Regions from separate parts of the Homo sapiens genome. Here region 2 is linked to region 1. Evidence: chromatin loops called from intact Hi-C (ENCODE). Cell type or tissue: Caco-2. All regions are shown on one strand. Links, peaks and the distances in the headings refer to the core of each region. The heading gives the core; the rest is flanking DNA. Region 1 overlaps WT1-AS (WT1 antisense RNA). Region 2 has its middle 8.9 kb from the start of EIF3M.

Region 1 (9,797 bases), core at 787-8,786:
CAGCCAGACTGTAAGCAAGTTGAGAGCCAGGTTTGTGCATCCTGTTTTACTTACTGGGCCTGTAAAAGGTACTCGGTAAGTGCAAACCAATGAATGCTGTTCCAGAAAGACAGATTTTATTTCCTGGCCTTGGGTAAAGCTCTGCCACTAACTAAGTGCATGATCTTGGGCAGATCGTATCAATAATGTCTTATCTGAAAAATGAGGGGTAGGATTAGAAGCTTTGTAAAGTCCCTTGCAGTTGTAACCTGCTGCAACCTGCTGATTCAGCCTGGTGAGAAATCATCCTCCATATCCTGTGCCCACTGAGTGACAGCTGGAAAGGTGCCAGGCTGAGTTAGGACAAGAGAATGGTGTCAATTAGAGTCCTCTCGCCCCAAATAATTGCTTAAAATATGTACAACATTGCTTTAAAAATGAAGAAGGCCAGCTGATTCAAATATTTTCATCTTTTGACAGTAGCTCTGTTGATGGGATTCAGAAGGGAACTGCAGTCTCTATGGTGCTCTCTAGGCATGTGACCCACCTCAGATGAGCAGGTGACTTTTTTTTTTCTTTTTAAAATCTGGTTTCCAAACACAGAGATGGTCAAGGAGCCGCTTTGGCATTATACACCCATCTCAGATCCATTTGTGATAGACATATGAGAACTGTGTTCAGGGACTCCAGTTGCCTTTAAGGAAATAGGGCAAACTTGACCTAACAGATGTTCATGTTTATCCAATAATAATAATGATACACTGTGTTTATTTGGAACATGACTAAATTGTTCATGCAACTTCAAGGTCCCAGTGCAAAATTCTGGATTCAGACGCTGTGGATTTATCACACCCACTGGGGGATATTGGCCTCACAAACCTCTGAATGGATTATCCTCTTCCATTAGAGTGGGCTCATCCTTTCCAAAAGATAACATCTTGCTTCTCTGGCCTGAATTTCCCTTGACTTCTTTCAAAACACAATTTGTGAAAACAATGTGTGAGAACACATGACAATGGGAAGTGCTCAGCGGGAATACCGTAATAAATATGTCAGGTATATAAACTAGCTGATGATATTTATTTGGTTCTTAAGAAACTTTCTTAAGAAAGTATTGGGATACAATAAATTAAAATACTTTTTCAACATCTCAGATTTCTCCAGTAACGCATATATGCTGGCAGACCTTAGTGAATCACGTTAATTTATTTGTAAATCATCAAAGGAAAGCATAAAATATATGTCTCCAGGCAAGTGAATGGACTGGGAAACCAAATTGGGCAACAGCAGTATTTTCCTGCGCCAGAAGTAAACATGTCAACATGGTGACGAGGGTTTTGTCCCACTCCTGGCTGAACTTTGAAGGGTGAGATGGCTAATATCGAGGGACCCGGCTTTGTAGTTCTTTCTCACAAAGCATTCCATGAGTCAAGAGAAGGACAATCTGCAGCATGACACAGAGAACTAGGTCAGAATAATATTTCTTAATGGAGATTCCAATGATGTATTCATTACAGCAGTGGTTCAGAATTTTCTGTGCCTTGATAGGTTGTCTTTTTGAGTAGGCACCCATTTTTAAATTTAATGTGATATAAAACTGAGTTCCAAGGAATCCCTATTATGTAAGTGGTAAAAAACGATGTGGAGGAGAGGAAGCAAAATATGTGCATATCCACATATACACTATAAGCCAGTATTCCAAAGATGAACTCTGGGAACATAAAAGTTTATGCTGCCCTTGATTTGTGTGGCTTTAAAAAATACCAGCAATATTTAGTGATATTGGAGCATAACATCAAAACAGAAACTCTTTGCCCTAAATTTGCATGTGCTGTGCTATCTGGCTTTCTTTCTTATTGCTCTACATGGATTCTTCCTCCTTTCTGGTTAAATGAGTTTATCCACAATTCCCTTTGTGGACTGCATTTCCACATGATTGCCTCTTCTTGTATTTTTTTCCTGACATTTGCTGAGCTTGGGGAGAGACATCCTCCAGCTCCACTGGGTGGGATGAAGGAATCTAGCCCAAGCTCCCCTTCCCCATGAGGATTTTTTCTTTTGACTCCAGCTAAAAACTATGTCTCCATCCCTTCTTTTATTTATATATTTATTTAGAGACAGATCCTCACTCTGTTGCCCAGGCTGGAGTGCAGTGGCGCGATCTCAGCTCACTGCAAGCTCCGCCTGCTGGGTTCACGCCATTCTCCTGCCTCAGCCTCCCAAGCAGCTAGGACTACAGGCGCCCGCCACCACTCCCGGCTAATTTTTTGTATTTTTTAGTAGAGACGGGGTTTCACCGTGTTAATCAGGATGGTCTTGATCTCCTGACCTCGTGATCCGCCCGCCTGACCTCCCACAGTGCTGCGATTACAGGCGTGAGCCACCGCGCCTGGCCCTCCATCCCTTCTTCTAACAGTACCCTGGGGCACAGTTTCTCAGTCTCGGCACTATTGACATTTTAGGCTGGATAATTCTTTGTTCTGGGGGGTCTGTCCTGTGCATTATAGAATGTTTAACAGCATCCCTGGCCTCTACTCACTAGATACCAGGACTGTGCATCTAGTGATCCTGTCTTACTGTAAGTCGTGACAAAAAATATCTCTAGACATTGCCAGACGTCTGCTGGGTTGCAAATCATCTCAGTTGAGAACAACCACTGCCCTAGAGCTCTCACCAAATCGTTCGCAGATTCTGGAGAACAATGGTCAGGTCTTTCGCAGCGTTTGGATTCGGGTTCAAGTTAACTGATGATTAACGAATAAAAGATGCTTTTAAAAAATTACGGGGTCGGGCGTGGTGGCTCACGGCTGTAATCCCAGACTTTGGGAGGCCAAGGCGGGTGGATCACCTGAAGTCAGGAGTTTAAGACCAGCCTGACCAACATGGTGAAACCCTGTCTCTATTAAAAATACAAAAACTAGCCAGGCGGGGTGGTGGGTGCCTGTAATCCCCGCTACTTGGGAGGCTGAGGCAAGAGAATCGCTTGAACTCGGGTAGCGGAGGTTGTAGTGAGCCGAGATGGGGTCACTGCACTCCAACCTGGGTGACAGAGCAAGATTCTGCCTCAAAAAAAATAAAAAATAAAAATAAAAAAAAACCCATTAGGCACATTCTAAAAATTAACAAATCAGGTTGATTTGATCAGGTCAGATCCTCCAGAAAACTACAAAAAGGGACTATATTATTGCCTCTCTCCTCTTACAGTTTACAGAACCATAATTTTAATGCTGTGGACATTGGGTTGAAATAAACTACCAGAAAATGTCGTTGCATCTTTTGAAACATTATTTTTGAAGTCGCTAACCGTTACCTGATAACTCTTATAGAAAGGCTAGTATGGTAAGTTCCTCTTTGAGTTTAGTACTAGAAAAAATTCATCTCTTCTGAAAAACTAGGTTTCTTCCCTTTATTGCATCACGAAAGATAGGTAACTAGTGCTATTTTCCCCTTTCTTACTTGGCTGTCAGGAAGTTCAGAATTGCATTATGCTCAATTATAGTAACTATCTGCATCCTTTGATTCTAATATTAATTCAATTTTTTTCTTCTCATTAGCCCCATTTAGCCTATCTTTTACCCTTGTTCCAATGGCTTTCTTAAATCTATCATTTTTTTAATAAAATAAAATTTTAAGCAAGTGAAGTCCTTATTTACCATCAAAAGTAGAATACTTTGGAGTAAAAGGAGAGTAATTAATAATTAAGCTGGGACAACAGCTTAAGCTGAGACTGTCCTGGGCAAAATCAAAATGTGATGTCACTCTAGATACAAATAATAAATAAAACAGATAACATTTATGCCATTCCCAGGTTGGGGATAATTAAAGATAAACATGCGCCCTACATAAGGAATGAAAGCTAAGTTATGTGCTTCTTATTCATCTTGTGTCACATCTGTTGATTATAGTTTAATATTTATTATTTCTTGGGAAATTTTGTAATTAGCCTCTATTTGTAGAGGAAAAAATATTGGGCTTTCTAAAATGTATTTAATTTCTACCAAAGTAAGGGGGAGGGTCTTTTAGATCTGGAACAGTGATCACAATAGAAGTTTCATTTGTTTGTGATTTATGGAGACTTGGAATAAATGTACTATTGACCAGTGTCAGATTTCTAATGACTAGATCTTGTTTTTCCTAAGCAACTTTGCATAAACTTTTGTCATATTTTGAACAGCAAGCTGATACTGTGTTCCAGACCGTTTACAGAGCTATTAATAAATGCTATGTGGTAACTCCAGGAAGAGGATCAAACTACTTTTTCTCCCCATTGGCTGAAATCAATTTCCTGCTTATTTTGAAGAACATGGGATTACCAATGTCCTTGACATACGCTGGGTATTTTGCAAAGAAACCCATTAAAAATAAATGAGATTCAGAATTTTAACCTAAAGCGTTCATAGTCAAAAAGGAAATCCTTGTCAGTGCCTTGGTTGCAAAGTCTTTCATATGTGAAAGAGTGAGATTTCAGTGTAGTACAGGTGAGTTTAAAAGAAGATAGAAATTACTTTCTGTGTTTGTTCAGAATCATGCTGTAATTCAAGCTCTTGCAGGCTCACCTGTTTTAAGTCATAGCTAATATTGTCTGATTAGAAGAATTGTAGGTTTAATAACTACCAGTTATTGATTTCTTACTACATGCCAGGTGCCACGAAAGCAATTTACATATGGTGTTTTAATTTGTTCTCAAAACAACCCTGTGAGGTGATGGTATCATTAGCCCTGTTTTAAGGTTATGAAAATTAAAGCTCAGAGAAAATAAGGAAGCCACCCAAAGCCATACAGAAAATAACTAGCGAGGAGGCTTTAAACCCCAGTCATCTGATCCCAAAGCCTTGCTCTCTATACTATTATAAACTTCTACAGTAAGAAGCTCTCTATGTGAAAATTATAAGGTTCAACACTTGGCCCAACAAGATGGCCAGAGAACAGTAACAATAACCGTAGCAGTGATGCTTACATAGCACACATTCTATGCTATGCATTGTTTTGAAAGTTTATATATATGATCTCACTTACTTATCACAATAGCCCTGCATGAAAGGTACTATACTCACTTAAAAATGAAGAACCATGAGAGCAAGCAATGTGCCCCAGTGTTCTGAATAGACATATTCCTTTCCACATGTTCACATGTAACAATGTTATGATGGTCTTCTGCACTGTCTGACACTTCAGAGTTTTCAAATCACCTATGGATGCTTTATTTCATTTTATATAATCTCCATTTTACACATAAAGCTACTGAAAAACTGAGAGCTGAAGCTATTTCCCTAAGATCACAGTAACTGATAGAGATAGGATTTGAGTTCAGGTGTTTTTATACCTACCCCAGAATTCTTTATCCTGGACAAGGCTGCAAACCTGAAATGTGGCTCTAAGGAACAATGCAATTCTAAGATTTTCAATGCAATTCTAAGATTTTCAGGTTGTTAACCTATAGACTTCTGTACTAAAAGAAGGAACCTAAGCTTGATTTTGAGGCAAAAGCCACATATTTCCTGTTTTAGGGTCCTGGTGTAGGGCAAAATCATTTAAATTTCCTTCTAGATGGCAACAACCTTGTTTAAGGTCAGATTCAGCAAAGGTTTCTCTTCCTGCTCTTCACCCTGATCCAACAAGAACAAAGACTTCCACCTTTTCTGAATTCACACCAATATCAATACTAAGCCTATAACTTATCAATTAATTGGAAGCAAAGCATAGAATTTATGTCTATATAGATAATAGCCAACATGTATTGAGTGCTTCCTAAAGGCTAAGAAATTTACATGCCTTACCTTATGTAGTCCTCATAACTTGCTGTTATTTTTTATCTTGAAGAGAAGAAAACTGAATTTCTCAGGGGTTAAATAGCTTTCAGAGTCACTCAGCTAGTGGTGATGATTTTAAGCCAGCTATATAAACAGCTGCCCTGCCGCTTTCATAAAGTCCAGTTTTGTAGGCAGAGATTTATCCAGACCAACCATTCCAAATCCTTCAAACCCTTCCTGCATCTGGACTGTAAGGTGGAATACTTCCTAAACACACTAAAATGTGGTAGTGTGGGCAGAAAGCAAAAGGAAGTGAGGGCTATCTGTTGCTCCTCATTCCCATCTCACCTTTAGTCATTCTCTAGTCTTACAGATCTCCTTGTTCTTTTATAGCAATTACTACTATATGAAAATATCTCATTGTTTCCTTGTAATGTATCTGTCATACCTACTGGAATATAAACTGTGAGAGCGGGGTGAGCCTGTCATTACCCTGTGCTCCTACTTGCTGCTACAATGCCCAACAATCTTTGTTGCACGGTGAGTGAATGAATGAAAGAATGAATGGCACGGAAAGGATGAGGATATCCCTGCTTTAAAAAAAAGATGGGGAAGGTGAGCTATTCCATTTTTCTGGTGGACAACTTGATTTTTTAAAAAAAGTCTTGAAAACAATCATTTCCAAAAAGCAAAGAATGTCCCAATTTGCCAAGATTTACAGAGAGCCATGGTTATGAACTTCACGAGCAATTGCTGCTTAAACATTGTGTCTGATTTTTGTCTTGGTAAGCTTCTGCCAGGAATTCTGTCCATTCCTCTTCCTCACTCCCGGGCGCTTTCCTCGTCTTCCACCGCTAATGAATACACATCCCTCTGCTGACCAGCGGCTGCATATCCCAGTTGCCAGACGAAGGCCCAGGTAGCTCTTCTCTACTGGATAATCCGTTATCTGTGTGAAGAGCCAGTGCCTCCTCTGGGTGGATTTTTGTGAAGCTAAACTGATCTTTGGGGGACAAATGCATTCTACAGAAATCAATGCCTTTCTCCCTCTAGTCATCTTTTTTTTCTCTTATTCCTTTGCTCTCAAATATATCCTGCATACCGTTATTTAAAAACATATTATCTAAGAAGACTCCAAATGTAAACGGTTGAAATTTTTCCTTTCCACCATACTTTCTGAGCCACCACTATGTTAACAAACTGGTCTAAAGAATATCCCCTTCCTGCCCTGCTGCACCCTCCCCCCATATTCCTAACTCAACCTTGGATATTTTTACAACATATATTCAGTTTGAAAGATAATACTGATACCTTGTTTTATATGAACATTTATACACCAGGACCCTGGCAAGGGACTGACTTCATTGGGATACTTTATGGCTTAATACATCTGAATGATTTATATCTCGTTTTGTCTAAGCATTTATGCTAATAAATTTAACAGATTCTCCAGTACTGCTTGGTCCTTCGTTTTCTTCAGGGGGTCAAAGTGAGAGGAAAATAAAGCAGGGTGTTACTAAAGAAAGAAGGAAGAAATTGGCTAAACGAATTTAGAACACAAATAAAATTACTGCACAAATAAAATCTCTGCTTACGATTAAGCTGGAATGGCGGTCAAAAAAGAAAAGGGAAAAAAAATTCCTAGATGCAGGTAGATTTCTATAATTAAGCCATTTCTCAAAGGGGAAGTAAATGTGACAGAATATTTAGCAAGCAAATTTACTGAGGAATATTTTGTTCCTATATAATTAAATTCAACACTGAGGTAAAACTGACAACTATTAAACTGAGGGCAGTTGGGAGAGGGAAAGGGGATGAGATAAAATCCAGTCTATAAAACATTCCATTATCTTTTATAGGTTAAAAAACACAAAAGAAATACTTGGAAAGAATTGTCTAAGACGGAAAGATTTTAAGATTGTGTGACTTTTTTTTTTTTTTTTTTTTTTTTTTTTTTTTTACAGGTGCAGAATAATTTTTTTTCCCTCTCTCGTGGTTTTTCTTTTCCCCATTTTTTTCCCCTGTTGTTTGCAAAGTTGAATCTGGGGTCAGGAGTTCTAATTGTAACCTCAGACTGGAATTCCAGATGGTGCGCTCAGGACTGGAAGCAACTCTCAGTTCATCAATTTCATGGGCCTACGTATCTGCTCTGGCCACGGCCTGGCCTCCATCCCCACTGTGGCATTAATGCAGAACAAATTGAGACATATCCTCTATATAATTAGTTCCAGAATTTAAAAAGATTTACGGTATAATAATAGAGGCAGTGCCGCGGAATCCTTTCACTGAGGACTCTCGGGGAGCTCGGGGACCATCTCGCGGTGGCATCAGAACAGACGAGTAACCCCAGCGGCTCCAGGCACTGCGAACTGGGGGAGAGGGGGAAATTTTGCACCGCATTCGGCAGTACCTAACGGTTCCGGGCTCCCAGATAGGGTCAGCGAGGAGAGTTAGGACAGTAAGTGGGGACTGGTTAAAAAAAATCGACTTAATTTTGAAATGATCAGAAGAAGCTGGGAGTAGTTATCACAAAGCCCCTCCCTTGCCCCCCCCTTTTTTTAATTGAAGGAATGACGTTGAAATTTTCACCGCCAGCGCGGGGCTGGGAACCATCCTAAACACTTGCCCTGCAGCCCCGAGTGGGCAGATTCCGAAGAGTTGGAGTCGGCGGGGAGGGGAGGAACAGCTGTTGGGCTGTCTTGCGCGTGGGGCTCGGGGCGCGGGCCCCGGGGAGAGGCGCTAGTCGAAAGCTTGTTCCTCTCCCGCGACAGGCAGCAGCGAGGTCGAGCCACTCTTTATTACGGCCTGCGGGCCCCGCGCGCAGTGTGGCTGTCCCCGCCCTTGACCGACCGCAGCGCTTTGGGGTGTTTATTCAGTTGTCCGCGGCCGCTGGGTGACTCCCGGAGGGCGGCCCAGGCGTGCGCACTGGTCCCTGGGGTTGCGGCTGTAGCAGCCCAGCTCCGCGCTCTGTCAGATGCAGTGGACAGCGCCGGGGTGAAAGTAAGGGTTGAGAAATCCTCACTGCCCTGCTCCTACCCAGCCTCGATTTTTTCATATTGCAATAATTATGCACCTTCGAGGCCGGGATGCCTGCGCTTTGCCAGTGTATCAACGCCACATGGTTTTCCAGGGGCTGTCCTCGCCTCTGCATCCCATTAGCTCTGAAGAGGTAGAGGGGTGGTGGGTAAAACCTCCAACTGGACGTTGAGAGACCCGGGTTTCAGCTCGGCGTTGCCACTAACTTGTTTCCTGTCCTTAAACAGTAGTAGTAACAAAAACTGTAAAGTTGATTGAGTCAAAGGCCCACACTGCTCTCCTATCTAATCCTCAGAACAACTCTATGAGGTGGGCGCTAGTATCCCATTATCCCGTTTGACCAGTAAGGAAACTGAGGCTCAGAGAGACTGCGGAACTCGTCTAGGGTCACACAGCTGTTGGTTACCTGGCAGAGCTGAGGTTCCATTCTGGGGCCACCAACCCCTTGCTCTTTACCGCTGCGCTCCATAGACTGCCTCTCCTTCGGCTGTCTGGGCCTCAGTTTCCTTCTCTGTAAAACGAGAAGTTTAATCTGCAGCTTTCTTTGCCAATCGGTGGTTCAGACCAGGAACCTCTGCTACAGATCTCGGCGCTGACAGGGGTAAGAAGGTGGGTGAAAGAAGGGGGCGCCCAGTTTTCCACAGCCTGCTTTTCTCTGGGACCTCGCGAAGGGCGGGCCTCGCGAGCTAAAGGAGGTACAGGAGAGCGCCTATCGTCCGCGGCGGGTGAAGGTGCTACCTGCCTTCGTGCTAGGCTGTGAGTCCTGGTGCTTAGCTCAGGGCGCCAAGGCCAGTGTAGCTGGCATGTCCCCCTTGGAAAACCTCAGGTCTCCCGCAGAGAACGTTACCCACAACAAAGAAGAGGACAGAGAGGCATGGAGCGCCCTGCGACTGCAGGAGTACGTCAGTTCCCCAGCGCTGGCTTAGTGTCGCCTGGGCTTCCGGGCATGTGGATCCGTTGGGGTCGTACGGAGACTTCCTGTCGGGTCCCTGGGGTCCTCCGACTGCGGCTCCTCAGCTTAGCACTTTCTTC
Region 2 (9,797 bases), core at 1,250-9,249, 130 kb before region 1:
AGGCAGGAGAATCGCTTGAACCCGGGAGGGGGAGGTTGCAGTGAGCTGAGATCGCGCCACTGCACTCCAGCATGGACGACAAGAGCAAGACTGTCTCAGAAAAAAAAAAATAGTATATGTAGTTGATTACCTAAATACTAAGACTATGTATAGAGGGTAATCCATTCTAAATAGGTGTCATTTATAGTATATTAGCACATCATACTTTTACTGAGTTGATGAACTATGAGCTCTGAAAAAGTGGGGATGTGTTCATTATTGCATCCCATCCCTTTTTTATCAACGTGCCTGATAGATGGTGCAATAAGTATTTGTTGTATTAGTGAATGATACTCTAAATGTTAACTCGCTAGATAGATTTGCGACAAATCTTTGAAAATTGCTTTAAATTTTAATTTTGAATGAAAAAAATTTTAATTTTGAATCAAAATGAGTGATCACAACATTCTAGGAACCCATGGAAAAGATTTTTTTTAAGCATGGCAAAGACTGTCAACCTGACATCCGCCCTCTTATTCCTTAGCAGCAGAACTAAGGTGTAGTTGTAGGTGCCACAATGCACCCTTCTATGATACGAAATTGATAAGCTTTCTTATAGCTAGGTGTAGCTGGTGAGATGTGGATGGAAATTTTGAGAGCAGCTTCTGGCAAAGCTCTTTCTTGGAACTGACTCTTTTGCCCTTGCCCCCCACCGCCACCCTCCACTTTTTTTTTTTTTTTTGCCTAAAACATGGACTTGATGGTGGGTGCTACAGCAACCAAACTAAAACCAAGACGTGGCCTTGGTGGAAGCCATGTGGTGGAGAGGAAAGACGGAAGGAGCCCATATCCCTGATGACATTAGGAGAGTGTGATGCCAGCCCATGACGGCCTACCCATGAATTTATTTTACATAAGAGGAAAATAAACCTCCATCTTGTTTAATGCACTATTATATTGTTTTTTTCTTGTATACAGACGAAACTAATCTTGATTGACACAGAGAAAAAAGTTTGAAGTCTAAAGTCATAATTTTGTAAATAAAAGGTTTATGTTAGTGCAAGTTAACAAATTTGTATAATGCATATTGATGGTGGGAATCTTGGAATCTCTCTTAATGCTGTTGCAATGTAACATTGAATTTACAAAGCTACCATCTTAGGATCTCAGAGATTTATAGCTAATAATTAAATTGTATACTAGCGATGCAACATATGATTGCACTGACTTTATAGGTGAAACAAAGGATATTTAAGGCAGTTGATTGGTGACTTACTGAAATATATTGCACCTGAGCAGTAGATCCAGCAGTAGAACTCATGCAGCACCTTAAATCTCAAACACTTTGACCATTAGAAAGCATTCATTTTTACATTAGTCTTCGTATTAAAATTCATGAGGTTAACCTCCTCACTTCACGTGATATAAGCATTTATTGAAACATTCATAAATTTGTTGAATCTGAGGAAGACATATTCATCATTCACGCTTTTAAAATGATTTCAGCAAGGCTTGTCTATACCAGAGTAGAAAACTTAATGCGCTAGGGAAAAGGTTTAGCAACTGCAAACAATGCAAATGCAAGAGTAATTTTATGAGCTAATAATTTTTATATTTTTGGGAAAAAAACTTTATTATTTTGAGCTCCTGTAGGCGCCATACTAACCACAACTCTGTGAGAGTTTGTTGTTGTTGAGATGAAGTCTCTGTCGCCTAGTCTGGAGTGCAGTGGTGCAATCTCACCTCACTGCAACCTCTACCTCCCGGTTCAAGCGATTCTCCTGCCTCAGCCTCCCAAGTAGCTGGGATTATAGGCGCGCACCACCATGCCCAGCTAATTTTCGTATTTTTAATAGAGACAGGGTTTCACCATGGTGGCCAGGCTGGTCTTGAACCCCTGACCTCAAGTGATCCACCAGCCTCAGCCTCCCAAAGTGCTGGAATTACAGGTGCGAGCCACCACACCCAGCTAATGTTGTTTTGTTGTTTTGGTGTGTGTGTGGATGTGTGTGTGTGTGAAGATGAAGCAATAGAGGCTCAGAGGAGTTAGGCACCTCTGCTACTAAGAAATGCAGAGCATTGGCCAGCAATTCCTGTTCAGGTCTGTCTCATTTAATAGCTGCTGTTCTTGTCTCTTTCCTTTTTGGTGATTTCACTTTAAAAATAGAATGTAAGACTTCTTTATGTAAAACATATACTTTTAAAATAAACTTTTGTATTGAAGTATAACTTATAGTCAGATGCACAAATTATAATAAGCCTACCATTTGGTGAGTTATCACAGTGAACATACGCAAGTACTCATCATTCAGGTTTTTTTTTTTTTTAAAAAGAGCATTCATTAGCCATCAGGGAAAGGCAAATGAAAATCACAGTGAGATAACACTTTATAAAAAAAGACAATAGCAAGAATGGCTATCATTTAAAAGTTTTTCTCTTTTTTTGTTGTTGTAGTGACAGGGTCTCACTCCTATCACCCAGGCTAGAGTGCAGTGGTGCAATCTCAGCTCAGTGCAGTCCCCACTTCCCAGGTTCAAGCGATTCTCCTGCCTCAGCCTTACAGTAGCTGGGATTACAGGCCCCGCCACCACTCCCGGCTAATTTTTGTATTTTTAGTAGAGAAGGGGTTTCATCATGTTGGCCAGGCTGGTCTCAGACTCCTGACCTCAGGTGATCTCCCCACCTTGGCCTCCCAAAGTGCTGGGATTACAGGTGTGAGCCACCACACCTGGCTAAGCTTTTAAATGGAGGTATACTTGGAGGAGGCTTTACCCTTTTGCCTTTCCCCTTCTTCCTACCTTGGATGTAGACGTGGAGCTGGAGGTGGGGCAGCCATTTTGCAGCCTGGTGGTAACACGCTGAGGAGGCTGCATTCTGCATGCTAAAGGATCACCTAGAAAGCTACAAGGAACCTGGATCTGTTCATTACAGAACTACCTTTTCAGCCTTGTGGAATTTACCTCTAGATTTCTCGTTTTGCAAGGAAAGTACACCTTATTTGCCTAAGCCACTATATGTCAATTTTGTTTTGTTATGGACAACAGATGTGGCACCAGAAGTGGAGTGCTTTAAGTAATAGAACCTAAAATTTGGCATTGGCTTAGTGAAAGAAGTCAGGCTTTGACAATGAGCACAAGGATTTCACAGGCTAGAAAGAGCCTTGTTATATGACATCAGAACATTCTTCATGGAAACCTGTCTCCTTTTGTTTCTCAGAACATAAACCATGATGTTTTATGTTGCTGTCAGGGGAAAAAGTAGATATAATTTATGTTGACAGATCCTGGTTACTTCTTGCCACTTTCAGCAAAGTCCCAAAGGATAGGGGTAAAAAGCTACTTTGTAAGCAGAGATGGTTAGTAATACGCTAGGGTGAGAGCCACTCTGCCTAGAGCCTCCAATCTCAACTGACTGAGAACTCCTTGCTCTAGAGCCCTGTAGGTTGAAATGCCAGTTTATGGCCCCTGCCTGAAATTGGCAAGGCTAGCTGCAGCAAGTGAATAAAAACAGGGCTTCAGGCCTTTCTAAAGAATCTCCCTGTAGGAGTTCTCAGCCAGAATACATCTGAACCTACTAATAACAATTAGATTAAACATCTTTTCCCACCAGGGCCTATGGTTTCAAATTGCCCCAAAAACTGTTAATCTAAGGGCAAGAGGAATGCAGAACACGTTGTCTGGTAGGTAGAAGAAAAGACTTAAAGACTCTAGGAAAGATCTTTGGCTATGGCTAGTGCTGCGTGAAGCTTACAGGAAGCTTTGCACATTTTTTATTTTTTTTTGAGACAGAGTCTCATTCTGTTGCCCAGGCTGGAGTGCAGTGGCATGATCTTGACTCACTGCAACCTCCTCCTCCTGGGTTCAAGCGGTCTCCTGCCTTAGCCTCCGGAGTAGCTGGCACTACAGGTGTGCGCCACCACGCCCCGGTAATTCTTGTATTTTTAGTAGAGATGGGGTTTCACCATGTTGGCCTCGCTGGTCTGGAACTCCTGACATCAGGTGATCCGCCGCCTTGGCCTCCCAAAGTGCTGGGATTACAGGCATGAGCCACCGTGCCTGGCCGAGGCTGATTTTTAATGGATGTTGGTAGAAGACGAAAGATCCATGGATCAGAGACAAAGGGCTTTATTACAGCAGAGCAAGCAACAAAGAACAACAGTACACTGCATCAGTTTCCCTAATCTCCAAGTCCCACAGGGGCTATGTGGATGTGCCCAGACATGTGTCCACACACACTGTAGGCTGCATTACAGATAAGGAGCCACAAGCTTAGGGAACCCAAATATTTTATGATGACCAGTAAGTTTGCCTGCCCTTTGCTCGGTATGAAAACATCTCTATCATCCTAGGCTGTCTGCTGTACAAACATCCTTGAAAACATAGTCCGAAACAAAAAATAGTGATTCTGATTTCAAGATATATAGAGATACAAGAGACCCATGGAAAATTGTCTCTCTGCAGCATATTAGCAAGGAAACTCCAGATTTGCTGGGCAACAGCCTTTGGTTTTTCAACACCTAAGGCCACTCCAGGCCCCTAAACTCACACTAATTAGAAGTAGGCTGTGAAGGCTCTGTGACGCCCCTGGGAAAGGCATCCTTTCCAAAGCTCTTATCAGATGAGGTCATGGATAATAATGAACTCCCAGGATTCCTTCAGAGGGCAGAACCAGGGGCTACCAGACATGCTAACTGATAGGGTTTGGATCTTTGTCTGCTACAGATCTCATGTTGAAATGTAATCCTCAGTGTTGGAGGTGGGGCCTGGAGGGAGATGATTGAATCATGGGGTGGATCCCTCGTGAATGGTTTAGGACCATCCCCTTGGTGATCATTGAATTCTTGCTCCATTAGTTTACACGAGATCTGGTTGTGTAAAAGCGTGAGATTGCCCCTTCTTCCTTTCTCTTGTTCTTGCTCTCACCGTGTGACATGCCTGCTCCCACTTCACCTTCCACCATGACTGAAGGCTTCCTGAGGCCCTCACCAGAAGCAGAGCACATGTTAGTGCCATGCCTGTACAGCCTGCAGAGCTGTGAACCAGTTCAACCTGTGTTCTTTAGAAATACCCCATCTCAGGTATTTCTTTATAGCAATGCAAAAACAGCCTAATATACTAACCAAGATCTTATCACCACCAAGGCAAGGATTCCTCATTCTCTCTGCCAAAAGCCATGGTTTGAGAATTGCTGCGACTGCCATGCGTTTCCCAGTGTCTTGTTCTCACTTGCAGCTGTGACTCCTTCCTGCTCCTTCCTCTTATCCAGTCAGTGTATTGGAGACAGTTACCTTATCTTTTAGTGTTAAGTTCACTATGCCCTGAGGAAACACATCTGGATCTGCACATCGTTCACTAAGATTATGAGCCAGATGCAATATTTGGATGAGTTGTTTTTTTTTTTTTAAGATTGTCTCCCTTTTAGACAGAGAGTGAGCGTGTTTTATTTGTATGAGGCATGCTTGCATTATGTTAGATGGGATAATTTTCTTGTGATTGTTCCTGTGTTGTTATTAAATTTAAGTATAGGCCAGGTGCAGTGGCACACGCCTGTAATCCCAGCACTTTGGGAGGCCAAGGCAGGCGGATCATGAGGTGAGGAAATCGAGACCATCCTGGCCAACATGGTGAAACTCCATCTCTACTAAAAATACAAAAATTAGCTGGGCGTGGTGGCGGGTGCCTGTAATCCCAGCTACTTGGGAGGCTGAGGTAGGAGAATCACTTGAACCAGGGAGTCGGAGGTTGCAGTGAGCCGAGATCGTGCCACTGCACTCCAGACTGGTGACAGAGCGAGATTCCGTCTCAAAAAAAAAAAAAAGTTTAAGGATAGAAGGCTAGGCGTGGTGGCTCACGCCTGTAATCCCAGCACTTTGGGAGGCCGAGGTGGGTGGATCCCTTGAGGTCAGGAGTTCGAGACCAGCCTAGCCAACATGGTGAAATCCATCTGTACTAAAAATACAAAAATTAGCCTGGTGTGGTGGCAGCCACCTGTAATCCCAGCTACTCGGGAGGCTGAGAGGCAGGAGAATCACTTGAACCTGGGAGGCAGAGATTGCAGTGAGCCAAGATTGTGCCACTGCGCTCCAGCCTGGGGAACAGAACAGAGTGAGACTCTGTCTCAAAAAAAAAAAAAAAAAAAAATCCCTGGCTGGGCATGGTGGCTCATGCCTATAATCCCAGCACTTTGAGAGGCCAAGGCGGGCAGATCGCTTGGGCCTAGGAATTTGAGACCAGCCTGGACAACGTAGTGAGATGCTGTCTCTACAGAATTTTTTTTTTTAATTAGCTGGGCATGGTGGCACTGTTAAGGAGGCAGCTCTAAAAGAGCCTGATGCAGGTGTTTCTTGGATTTAAATTTGAGAAACACTGGCCTATTGAATACAATCCCAACTGCTTACCATAGTGTATACAGCACTCACGTGCCTCAATGCCTACACACACACAAACACACACATACACGTTGAACTGTTTGTACTTCCCCAAATGCAGCAGCCTGTTCGGATCCTCAAGCCTTTGCTTGCACTTCTTTCTTTACTGTGACGTTCACTGTCCAATGTCCACTGATGTATGCACAATAACTTTCAAGACTCAGATTAAGCATGCTGCTCTAGAACACCTTTTATGCCCACTTCCCTCTCTCCCTCTCCCCAGGGGAATGAAGCACTCCCTGTTTTATCTGCCCTCTGAATTGATCTCTACGGCATGCCTCTCCCTGCCAGCCTATGAGCCCTTAACAGCAGTGCCCCTGTGTTATTCACCCTTATAGCAAGGGGCCTAGCACAGTGCTTGATATTCGTGAGATGGCTTAAAAATATTGGGCCAATCAAAGAATAAAAATATTACCTTCTTGAAATCAAGCCAAATACCACAGTTCATCTCTAACTCAGTAGATCTCTAGCTATGAAAGTTCTTTTCAAACTAAAAAAGGCAAAAGAAGGGGCCTTAGTAAGGCAAAATATATCAAATTTCTGCTGATCCAGAAGCTCCATGAACAAGCAGGATTAATATTTCAAGATATGCGCTCTAGGATTTTCTTCTAAAGTCTCCGGAGATCAAGATGAAATGCCCCTATCCAGACGGTTTCCCTCTCCAAACTATTAACATCAGAATTAATCTTATCTGGCAGTTTTTCTTTCTTTCTTTTTTCTTTTTTTGAGATGGAGTTTTGCTTTTGTTGCCCAGGCTGGAGTGCAGTGGCACAATCTCCGCTCACTGCAACCTCTACCTCCTGGGTACAAGCGATTCTCCTGCCTCAGCCTCTGGAGTAGGTGGGATTACAGGTTCCCACCACCACACCCGGCTAATTTTTGCATTTTTAGTAGAGATGGGGTTTCACCATGTTGGCCAGGCTGGTCTCGAACTCCTGACCTCAGGTGATCCACCCACCTCGGTCTCCCAATATCTGGCAGTTTTTCATTACAGAGAAAGTGTGTTGTAAAGCACAGTTGTTTTGGAGGTAGAAACAATGCAATTACACTTGAATCTGAGGCAAACACACAGTCCTTCTTGCTTAGGAGTTTTCTTTCCCTTTTCCTTAATGATAAAAACATGTCACTTCTTTGGTTTTATCTCCTACTCCCATATACAACCTAATGATGCTATTAAAAATTACTTGTAATTCCTCAAATGCAAAGATTCTCCCCATCTCTCTCTCTCTCTCTCTCTTTTTTTTTTTTTTTGAGATGGAGTCTTGCTTTGTCACCAGGCTGGAGTGCAGTGGCGCGATCTCCGCCCACTGCAAGCTTCGCCTCCCGGGTTCACGCCATTCTCCTGCCTCAGCCTCCCGAGTAGCTGGGACTACAGGCACCCGCCACCATGCCTAGCTAATTTTTTGTATTTTTAGTAGAGGCAGGGTTTCACCGTGTTAGCCAGAGTGGTTTCGATCTCCTGACCTTGTGATCCACCCGCCTCAGCCTCCCAAAGTGCTGGGATTACAGGCATGAGCCACCGCGCCTGGCCTCTCCCCATCTCTTTCTGAAGTTGGTTGACTTATATGTGGTTGTCAAGCCTCTCTTCACATATGGCCCCCTGGATGAAGCCTAAGTGTTTCCTGTCTGCTGCTTTCATCTACACCCTGCCCCCAGCCCCTGTTTCCTGCGCTGCTCCTTAGCTGGGTTCCCATCATGCCTCTATCCTGCCATTACCCTGTGTATTGCAATGATTTCATTCACTTCTCTCTCTCCTAGGCCAAAGGGACTGTGTTCCACCAGTGTAGCATCAGTGTCAGAGCAGCAGTTCCTTAATGAATGTTTTTGGAATGTACTGTACACGTCTTATGTGTCAGATACCATTCCAGATGCTTTTGATACACGGGTGGGCAAGACCAGCAAAGGGCCCTGCATTATTTGTGGGGTTTCCATTCTAGCAGAGGGACACAGACAAGAAAACTTATAAAACAAGCAAATCCTATAGTATGTGAGAAGATAGTAATTTCTATGGGAGAAAAAACTAGAACAGGGCCAGGGGAAGCAACAAAGTAGGAGTTGCAATTAAGGGCCAACTTACCCAGCAGAGGGGAAGTCTGAATGGAGAATGTAAAGGAGGTTTCATTTGCTACCTGTAGGGGACTCAGCAGGAATTTCTTTGTTCGGAAGGTGGTAGTGGGAGGTTTAAACCCAAAAGGGTGTTCCAGGCAGAGGAAGAAGCCACGTGTCCAAAAGCATGCAGTCTTGAGAGTTGATGATGCGGGGGTGCTGGTGGGAGCTCTGTGAGGCCGGGGGAGTGCGAAGGGCTGCGTGAAGTCATGGAAGATGAAACTGGCGAGGATCAGGGGCCAGGATGCGGAGGGACTCACGTGTCCCGCTAAGGAGTTTGCACTTTACCCTGTAGACAGCCAGAATCCTGTTGATGATTTTATGCAGGGGAATGACATGTTTATATTTATTTTGAGGAAGATAATTCTGGCAGATGTACTGGAGTGGTGAGAGACTGGACAAGTCACTTAACCTCTCTCTTCCTCTGTTTTACCATCTATCAAAGAAGATGAACCATATCTGCTCTGCTTACCTCCTAGGACTTTGGTGAGAAATAAATGAGATAAGAGATGTGAAAACACTTTGAAAAGTATATGGTACTGTAAAAATGCAAGCTGGTGCTGTTGTTATTTCAGCTGTGCTGTGTTTGGGAATGTGGTTTTAGAGAAGCCCACAGAATAAAGGAGAGAAGCAGAGGAACAACCCCATTCCTATCTCCCTAGAAGAATCAAACCCAACGATACCTTAGTTTAGTAAATGCCTATTTCATCGCCCCACTGTACAAAGAACTAAGGAACTTTTACAGAAATGAGAGAAAACCAACTTCGGGGGAGATTAGTCTGGAGAGATGCAGTACCTCCAGGAAAGGAAAACATACCCACTCAAAGAAAACCCAGGTACATGAAGATATGATCCAATGCAAGAAGAAGAAGCTAGAGAGGGATGGAGAATAGGGGCATTTGGACTCCCTAAAAGAAAGTGAAGCCCTGGCCAGGCGTGGTGGCTCACACCGTAATCCCAACACTTTGGAAGGCCAAGGCAGGCAGAACACTTGAGGCCAGGAGTTGGAGACCAGCCTGGGCAACATAGTGAAACCCCGTCTCTACTAAAAATACAAAAATTAGTCAGGCATGGCGGCACATGCCTGTAGTCCCAGCTACCAGGGAGGCTGAGGCAGGAGAATCGCTTGAACCCGGGAGGCGGAGGTTGTGGTGAGCTGAGATTGCACCACCGCGCTCCAGCCTGGGCAACAGAGTGAAACTCCATCTCAAAAAAAAAAAAAAGAAAAAAAGGGGGTCGGCTGGCTGCAGTGGCTCACACCTGTAATCCCAGTAATTTGGGAGGC

The links. Peaks named below come from ENCODE experiments on the same cell type or tissue, not always from the same donor. Only the 100,000 strongest peaks of a DNase experiment are listed, where the experiment ranks them.
Region 2: a loop joins it to region 1, with 3 times the contacts of the local background. A loop is called at or near these places in 19 of 110 quality-filtered maps.

What each region holds. Positions count from the first base shown.
Region 1 is chr11:32,437,965-32,447,761 of GRCh38, reverse strand. All of the region lies in intron 1 of WT1-AS (WT1 antisense RNA), which reads right to left. Among named protein-coding and RNA genes, the nearest start is that of WT1, 7.3 kb to the right of the region's middle. RefSeq lists a silencer at 6,465-6,759 and enhancers at 8,036-8,891, 8,892-9,749. In Caco-2, for the core only: no CTCF peak of the experiment used is centred there; no DNase peak of the experiment used is centred there.
Region 2 is chr11:32,570,074-32,579,870 of GRCh38, reverse strand. No RefSeq gene overlaps it. Among named protein-coding and RNA genes, the nearest start is that of EIF3M, 8.9 kb to the left of the region's middle. RefSeq lists a silencer at 5,162-5,362. In Caco-2, for the core only: no CTCF peak of the experiment used is centred there; a DNase peak (open chromatin) is centred at 4,650.